3 separate regions of the Homo sapiens genome follow, and all the other regions are linked to region 3. A link is a contact called in ENCODE Hi-C or POLR2A ChIA-PET data. All regions are on one chromosome and are shown on one strand. The core of a region is the stretch at or near the end of the contact, and the rest is flanking DNA. Distances in the headings are between cores, read along the strand shown. Region 1 holds the start of ABRAXAS1 (abraxas 1, BRCA1 A complex subunit). Region 2 holds the start of MRPS18C (mitochondrial ribosomal protein S18C). Region 3 holds the start of PPM1K (protein phosphatase, Mg2+/Mn2+ dependent 1K).

Region 1 (2,700 bases), core at 106-2,605, 4.8 Mb after region 3:
CCTCATTGGATTATTGGGTAATCACTCTACTGTGATTTTCTCCAGGGCACATTAATAAATTTGTATGCCAGTCGGGAGCGCCTGTAATCCCAGCACTTTGGGAGGCCGAAGGGGGCAGATCACCCGAGGTCAGGAGTTCGAAACCAGCCTGGCCAACATGGTGAAACCTTGTCTCTAATAAAAATACAAAAAAAATAAATAAATAAGCCGGGCTTGGTGGCACGTGCCTGTAATCCCAGCTACTCAGGAGGCTGAGGCAGAAGAATCGCTTGAACCCGGGAAGTGGAGGCTGCAGTGAGCTGAGATGGTGCCACTGCACTCTGGCCTGGGTGACCAAGCGAGACTCAGTCTCAAAAAAATAAAAAATAAAATAAATTCGTATCCCTTTTCCTTCTGTTCATCTTTTCTTTTGTTAGTTCACTCCAGTGAACCTTCAGAGGGCAGAGCTTTCCCTTCACCCCTACAAAATGAAGGCAAGAAACTTAATTCTAGGGAATAAATATATAATCATTAATTATATACATATGTATTGTGTGTTACGCAGCCACAGACAACTGCTTGACAACAAAACCCACAAATGTGCCACACTAATTCAGTAGTCTGCTATTATGCTTACTTTCAGTCATTTAAGAAACATACCTTTACGTGTGTGTGTGTGTGTGTGTGTGTGTAAAATACATTTGCCAAGCCCTGGTCCACTCACCTTACCATTTACATTAAATGAACCAGCTTACTATGATTATGCCTATCATTAAACTGTCAGAACATTAAATATCCATGTATTGTTTAAATTAGGCTGAAGTTTTCTAAAAGCAAGGGAACACACACATGCACACACACAAACACACAGACACAGAACATGGCTAGAGAGTTCTAGCAAAGACAATCCCCAAATGGTTATTAGTATTCTGTAAGTTTCAGTGAGTGAAGGGTGCTAAAATGCAGCTTGAAAACCAAAACCGTGGCATATCCACTGTGGCATCGTAATGTTGCTACTCAACTCTTTTATTCTTGTAATCATTGCTTGTCTTAAAATGACCCTGTCAACCGTGTTCATTTTGATAGCTTTGCATGTTTGTGACAGGTCGCTCAGCAGGCGCAGGCCACCAAAAGCAATTCGCAGCCCTCTGCAGTGGTACCGACATGCAGCGGCCTTCCGGGAGAGGCCGGCAGCAGAAGCGAAGGAGGAGCCGAGCGCGCGGCTGGGGACCCGCCCGCGCCCGCCCTCAGCCCCCTCGCCCCGCCCCTCTGCGGAGCGCGCAGCAGCCCGTGCGCCGGCGCAGGCCCCGCCTCCTCGCTGGGCCCCGCCTCGCTGCCACCACAGGGTCTTGCCTCCGCGCGCCCCGCCCTCGTCCTCTTGTGTAGCCTGAGGCGGCGGTAGCATGGAGGGGGAGAGTACGTCGGCGGTGCTCTCGGGCTTTGTGCTCGGCGCACTCGCTTTCCAGCACCTCAACACGGACTCGGACACGGTGAGCCGAGGGACGGGGCGGGGTCCGGCGTCGCCTGGGAAGAGCCCTGCGCGCGGCCTGCCTCCCCGCTGTTGCTCCGGTCCCCGCCCGCTCCCCCGACGCCGCCGCGCCTCCTCCCTGCGGTCGCGGCTCTGCCTTCTCTCCCCCTCAGCGGTCCCTGAGGTGCCTCGTGCCCACGAAGTCTTCTCCAGCATTAGCCCTCCCTCTGCTATCCTCCGTTATTTCCCTTTTCCGACCCAAGTGTCCCACACGCTCCCATCTTTCCTCGGCGCCCCTGTAGCTGTGGAAACTTGGGCGTGAAAAGATGGAAAGTTCACGGAGCGTCTTTCCGCTGCTCTGCGGAGCCTGCGGTAAACTTTCCGTTTCTCGCGACGCCCGACAGGCGTTTGCAAAACCAGGCGGACTTTTTCATGCAGAGCAGCGTCTGTGCGTGTTTGTTGCGATGGTAGGATGGTAAGGGAATAAAAATAGATGTTGCGTCCAGTGGCAAATCTTAGTGGATGGAACAGCTTAATCTGGTATATCAGATATCTTTTTATTTGCGTTATTAAATTTGTTAAAACAGTTTTTAAAAGTACGTTGCCTATTTTCTAAAAGTTCTATGAAATTAAAGAAACGCTGTAAAACGTTGAGCTCGGAAGTAGTTAATGTCCTGTAGCACTTTCAGTAACTTGCAGAAAGAAAGTCTAAGCATCTGAAATACACTTCCCTGCTGTGTGGTACAGTTCGGAGAATACCCTGCTGAACAATGCCTAGTAATTTCTGCTAAGTTCATTTTAAGATATAACGTCTATTTTACTCAAAATTGCCTTAATATAGGTCGGGCGCGGTGGCTCACGCCTGTAATTCCAGCCCTTTGGGAAGCCGAGGCGGGTGAATCACCTGAGCCCACGAGTTCGAGACCATCGGGGACAACGTAGTGAGACCCGGTCTCTACAAAATCTAAACATTACAAAATTGCTCTTTGGCACAATCCTAATAAAGGTTGGAATTGGTATGTTTTATGTATACAATTTCAGATAACCTTACAAAGTAATACCTAATAAAGAACAAATATATGACCATTTAAAATATATGTGTAGCTGTGGAAATTATTTTGGAATACCTGTAGTGTAGATAGAGTGGGACCGTAAATCCTCGGTAGCTTAAACGATTAGCCCTTGGGAAGTACCTGAGTGCTAGGGAGGCCCCTGTTTCTCAGATCTTTTTCCTGAAGTCTTTAAAGGGTGGT
Region 2 (2,700 bases), core at 95-2,594, 4.8 Mb after region 3:
AAGTCCATGTTAATACTATAGCCAACCTATAGCTAAGCTTTGTACAGTCTCTTTTCAGTTATCTAAAATTCTGCTCACCCAAACTACCTTTTAAAATTCCCATATCATTTGCTTACAAAGGGCTATGTAAAAAAAAAAAAAACAATTCCCAAATCACATATCCTTAAATTTAAGATCTAGGAAGAAAAATATGGTATTATAGCAGCTTTGCTTCTAATCTAGGAATTCCCCTACTTCAAAACTCAGCTGACTACATGACTACAATCAATTCATCATCATTTCTGAACTCAGAGTAATTATCAAATTGTTTTGTCCTACGGCAGAACTCTATTCAAGTAGCTAAAATAAAAGATGTTAGAGTCTAATACCAGATCTCGTTTTAAAAAGAAAAACATTTTGGTCATATTTGCAAAGGCCTTACTAATAGAAAAAAAAATTCTTACCAGGTCCTCATTGCTGGATACCTGTTGTGAACAACCTCTTCTCCAAAGCACTGCGATTAAACAGAAACAGCAATTAACCATTTCTTTTTCTTAGCTGAATAGCTAAAGATTTTTGTTTTTATGGAGACAGGATGAATTAAGGGACACGATATTAAAGAAAGGTTTTGTATTATATTCAGAATGGTTAAAAACTTTTATATTTGGGACAGAGTAAGACTCAACATGGGTGTGCTTTCCAGGGCTTAGGGGGAAAAGAACATATTTTCCCGCCCATACCTGCTCTTTCTGACATTTATTTTCCCTTCATTCCATGGTTAGAGAAAATTCTTAATGCAAATTCTTATAGGAGAAGCAACAGAAAGGCACTGTCATACCAAAAAGAAAGTAACAGACCCGTCCCAGAAAGAATTTATAGAGAAGCACAGAGAAGATAAAATTGCAAAAATTATGCAATTTTGTTCTGTTTGGGGACCTTAGACATCTGGAATTTGCTGCTGGGCGACTCTGGAAATGTCCCTTCCTCACTAAGATTATCCAGAGATCTTAGGAAAGTCTCTGCTTTTTAAGAACCACTCCAACTTCCTCATACGTTTAAATACTTTAAAGGAGTGGATTAGACGACACTAAAACAGTCAAAGGCAATTACAGATTCCCACCCATCTTGGAGAAACTTAATCGCCTAGAAACCAGAGTCGTTTTGCTAACAGGGACGACTCTAACCATTAGGACTAAGGTTAATGCCTGCAGCGCTACAATGGAGCATAGGATATGGAGACTTTACCCGTGTGAGTCCCGGGATGTGTAAGGCTGACAGCAGCCGTTACCAAGTGTGTCAACTTCTTCCTCCCTAGACCACCGCAAACAGCAACCACAGCGGCCATGGTTCCGCGTTTCTTCCACTTCCTTTCGTTCCAAATCGTTCCGAAAGGCCCCTTCCGCTGCTCTTCCCCTGTGGGCTCGAGTACCCCGTTCAAAGGTTCCGCAGGAGAACGCTGAGGACCCGCGAGAGTAGGTGAGGTTTTTCAATACGCATGCGCAGCACCTTTCTGTTCGTGCCCTCCCTACGCGGCAGGTCACGTGAGGCTTATGATTGGACAGGGTAGAAGTTTATGCGTGCTTCCGGTCCGCGAGCCCTGAGAGCTAACTTGGGGTCTTTTCCCAAGGTGGATGTAGAAGCGGGCTCCGGCGTCCCACTCTCCCTTCCATATGGGCTTAGCGTCTGGGTCACTGAGAACGACGTCTGAATAGGGCCCTGGGTCCTTGCCATGGATGAATGTGGTTCCCGCATCCGCCGGCGGGTGTCTCTCCCCAAAAGGAACCGTCCAAGCTTGGGGTGTATTTTTGGCGCTCCCACCGCGGCCGAGCTCGTGCCCGGAGATGAGGGGAAAGAGGAGGAGGAAATGGTGGCTGAGAACAGGAGGCGGAAAACCGCGGGCGTACTGCCGGTTGAGGTACAGCCCCTTCTACTCTCAGATTCCCCGGAATGTCTCGTCCTTGGAGGTGGTGATACAAACCCGGACCTCCTACGTCACATGCCCACTGACAGAGGGGTGGGAGACCAGGTACGGAGGACTTGGAACTTGAAACTGCAAACTTTTGGCATCCTTCCCAGATGCAAAGAGTTGACCAGTTTTATCGCCTTCGTTTACTTCTCTCGTCTTCGTTACCACTGTTAATCGGCACTTAGGAGGTATTGATTGCCTTGTTATTTACATTTCTATATAAATATGAAATGTAAACCCCGAGACATAAAAGTTGTGCACGCAGCAGTTAAGTGGCATGACTGAGACACAAATCTAGGCTTCCAGATAACTGCAGCTCCTACTGTACAAATAAAATCTGCTGTTTATTGAAGACCCGTTATGTTAAGCTAGTTATATTATCTAGATTTTACGACAGTAATCAGGCCCTGAAAAGTTGAGATAGTACAGTTCTTGCTCCAAATCCTGTTGTCTTAATCACTTTACTATATTGCTGCCTCCAGGTTTGTGTGTCTTCTGTGTAGCAGACCACTCCAAGTCAGTATTCAGTTTCTCAGTCTCAATTCCAAATTCCTAGGAACTCCTTGGAGTGTCTAGTGGTACAACCATGTTTCTGTTAGAGGCCAGTCACTGTAGATTGTAGTCTGGGAGGGAAGCGCTGCAGTTATCAGAAACTTCGAATGCGCTGACATTTCAGTAGACGTCTACCAGTCTTCCTGCTGTTTTAGTACAGCTTTAAGAATTACAATCTGGCCGTGTGCAGTGGCTCATGCCTA
Region 3 (2,700 bases), core at 177-2,676:
AGAAAAAAAAATCCAGGAAGTCTATGAAAAGACATCAACTCAACATAATATTACTCAAGGTTATTACTATAATTTGTGAGCCGTCAATATGAGAGTCACTCTCTAACCTGGTTATTAAATGCACTGGATTCAAAACAGTTGTCCCTGGCCTAGAATAACTAAAATGCCAAATCAAGTTAATTATTTATCTTTAAAATCTCTAATCTCTCTGCTCTTCTCTCCCTTCAGTGATATTGTCATAGTTTAATCAAAGTCATCTTCCACCTTAAATTTCATCTGTCATCATCTCCTAATCAGTTTCCCAATAGCTTATTTTAACTGTTCTTTGCACACTAACCAAAGTGATGTAAAGTCTAAACCCAGACCCTTTCACTTCTTTTTTTCGAATGCCTCAATAGAAGCCCATTAAATTTAAAATGTAATGCCAACTCCAAGCCCCTGTCTGCCTCATCTCTCTCACATCATGCTGTTCTTTCCCTCCCTCAATATGCTGGAGACACTTTGGCTTTCTTTCTGTTCTTCCAAAACGCCGGGCTGTCTCACCGAGAGACCTTTGTCTGCTGTCCCCTCTGCCCAAAACAATTCATCATTTTATTGGTTCCATGGCTGAATGACTGATGGTTTAAATGCCATCTTATAAAGTTCTCATATAACAATCTTATCTGAAGTTATCCTCCAGTGTCCACACCATGCCTATTTCTTTCCTTGACATGATTAATTACTATTCTATGTGCTTGCTTACTTGTTGGTTTTCTCCCTCTTCTTTGTTAGACTGAAAATTCTATGAGGGCAGCTATCGTGTCTAGCTGTGTTAGGGGCGTATCCCCAGTGCCTAGCAAATGTATAGCATACAAGACGTCCTTCAATAAACACAGAAATACTTGTTTAATGAATTAATAGACATTCCCTAAAGATCACAAGATACCTGTTCAGCCACGAAGAAGACTGCACTGTGCACTGCTGTTCAAAGACATGGCAGTGAAATCAGATGCCTTTCAAACTCTAAGCCTAAGCAGTATTGGCATTCCGTTCTCGGTTTCCTGGCTGTCACAACTACAGTCCCTTAGCCCGAAGCGAAACCCCCTCCGCGCTCCGCCCGCTGGCTAGGTACCAAGTCTCGCGGCCCCACCCACCGCGCAAGCGCGCCCCCTCTTTGGCTGGGGAGCTAACCTCGGGAGGGCGGGGCGCCGCCGCGAGCCACCACTGGCACAGGGTGACGTCGCTCCGCCGCGCAGCTGGAAGCCTGCGAAGTCAAATAGCAGCCGCGGGGAGGCTCGTTCCCATCGGCATCTGTGACTGGCTGCGATCGAGGGCCCGGGCGGCCGGCCAGCCGTCTCGCCGAGTGCGGACTGGCCGGATCTGCTGTCAGTCAGCGGGAACAGACTTCTCCCTCTCCATCTGGTCAACTGCGGGAGAAAAATTTTCGAGAATTTCCAGCAGGCAAGGCAGTGGCCGCTTTGACTGCTTGCTTCGGAGATCCGAGACGACGGAGAAGGCACTCTTATTTACCGACCAAGAAAGCTCCTCCCCCGTCCTCCGTTAGCTAATTAAAACATTTTTCAGGGACGTAGCCATCCAGAGGTAAGAGCCTAGAGAGTGCAATTCATTTATTTCTGCTAACCATGTATGCTGTTCTTTATTGGCGGTCGCGGAATGGAGAGTAAACGGAGAAGGGTTTCCCGGGAGGTCGAAGGGGAGACGTCGGTTTCCGTTCCCCCGCCCCCCGAGTCGGCGCTTGGCCGGCGGCCTCTCGGAGTTCTCAGAGCGTCGCTTTCTTCCCTTTGGAGGTCGTGAGCAGCTCGTCGGGGTGAGGCGGGGCCCAGCTGGGCTGCCTGCGCCCCGGGCGGCGGGTTTCCAGCCCAGACTGCGCTCGGCCTTGAATGTGGCCGCAGGCTGGAGGGCCAGCGCGGCGCGAGGCGGGCAGGGTGGGTGGGCTGGGACTGGAGACCCTTGCCCGAGGCCCCGGAAGCGAGGATGCTGCGGGGTGGGTGCCGCGTTGCCTCCCGGGCGAGGGAAACGTGGCGACAACGGGCTCGGTACGCCCAGAGGGAGGTTGGGAGGCGGAGACCTGGCGGCAGAAGGTGCCGAGGGAGCCCAGCTATTTGCGAGGCTTCGCAGGCAGGCGGGCGTGTGTTCTTCCCACCGTGTGTCACCCTGACCACCCGCCTGTCAGGGCCAGCGAGCCGAGGCCAGGATCCTGAGCTGTACCCAGGTGAGCTTTTCAGGAGGTCCGGCATCGTGAAGGATGCACAGCCCCGGCTGGTTTTGATCCGAAGACTTGGGTTTTACTTTGCGCAGGGAGCGCTGTAGTACTCAAGGCGTTGTAGCTGGTGATGTCTTTTTCAGCAGCCGCTTTCTGTAGATGAGGGAATTCACCGGATGTGACAAAGAGGCTCCAGGTGGAAATAGCCAGGGAATTTGCAGTCTCAAAAGCTCCACGGGCTTTTCTGAGCCTCCCACTGCTAACGTGCAGCAAGGCCTCATCGGTTCTTTCCGTCAGGGCGGAGGAATGAGGCTGTCCTTCGGTTTCAGAATGAGCGACTAAAGTGACAGATTACAATGACGATGAAAAAGAGCAATGAGACCGGTAGCAATGGCTCACGCCTGTGATCACAGCACTTTGGAAGGCCAAAGCGGGCTTGAGCCCAGGAGTTCGAGACCAGCCTGGGCAACACATCGAAACCTCGGCTCTACAAAACA

Evidence for each region. A loop is a pair of places that touch in the nucleus more often than their neighbours do. ChIA-PET counts read pairs that join two places held with the same protein, here RNA polymerase II (POLR2A). Pooled maps may share reads with other maps.
Region 1: a map of naive thymus-derived CD4-positive, alpha-beta T cell shows a loop between it and region 3 (7-fold over the local background). The contact joins the promoter of ABRAXAS1 here to the promoter of PPM1K in region 3. A Hi-C loop is called at or near these places in 1 of 168 maps with a recorded cell type or tissue (naive thymus-derived CD4-positive, alpha-beta T cell), 1 of 37 single-sample maps with no recorded cell type and 8 of 50 pooled maps.
Region 2: a loop to region 3 is called in a map of CD8-positive, alpha-beta T cell, with 9 times the contacts of the local background. The contact joins the promoter of MRPS18C here to the promoter of PPM1K in region 3. A Hi-C loop is called at or near these places in 2 of 168 maps with a recorded cell type or tissue (CD8-positive, alpha-beta T cell and naive thymus-derived CD4-positive, alpha-beta T cell) and 7 of 50 pooled maps. POLR2A ChIA-PET finds 5 or more read pairs at or near these places in 1 of 52 experiments (activated CD4-positive, alpha-beta T cell).

What each region holds. Positions count from the first base shown.
Region 1 is chr4:83,483,755-83,486,454 of GRCh38, reverse strand. It overlaps ABRAXAS1 (abraxas 1, BRCA1 A complex subunit), which reads left to right and starts at 1,355. Exons shown (of 9, transcript NM_139076.3): 1 at 1,355-1,469. The coding sequence starts at 1,383. RefSeq lists a silencer at 1,140-1,629.
Region 2 is chr4:83,454,702-83,457,401 of GRCh38, reverse strand. MRPS18C (mitochondrial ribosomal protein S18C) reads right to left here and starts at 1,344. Exons shown (of 6, transcript NM_016067.4): 1 at 1,225-1,344; 2 at 444-493. The coding sequence starts at 1,324. It overlaps HELQ (helicase, POLQ like), which reads left to right and starts at 1,579. Exons shown (of 18, transcript NM_133636.5): 1 at 1,579-2,005. The coding sequence starts at 1,709. RefSeq lists enhancers at 1,292-1,586, 1,573-1,682, 2,023-2,072, 1,501-2,331.
Region 3 is chr4:88,283,287-88,285,986 of GRCh38, reverse strand. PPM1K (protein phosphatase, Mg2+/Mn2+ dependent 1K) reads left to right here and starts at 1,426. Exons shown (of 7, transcript NM_152542.5): 1 at 1,426-1,581. It overlaps PPM1K-DT (PPM1K divergent transcript), which reads right to left and starts at 1,057. Exons shown (of 5, transcript NR_134238.1): 1 at 926-1,057. RefSeq lists a silencer at 1,064-1,283 and enhancers at 1,018-1,541, 1,454-1,543, 1,584-1,643.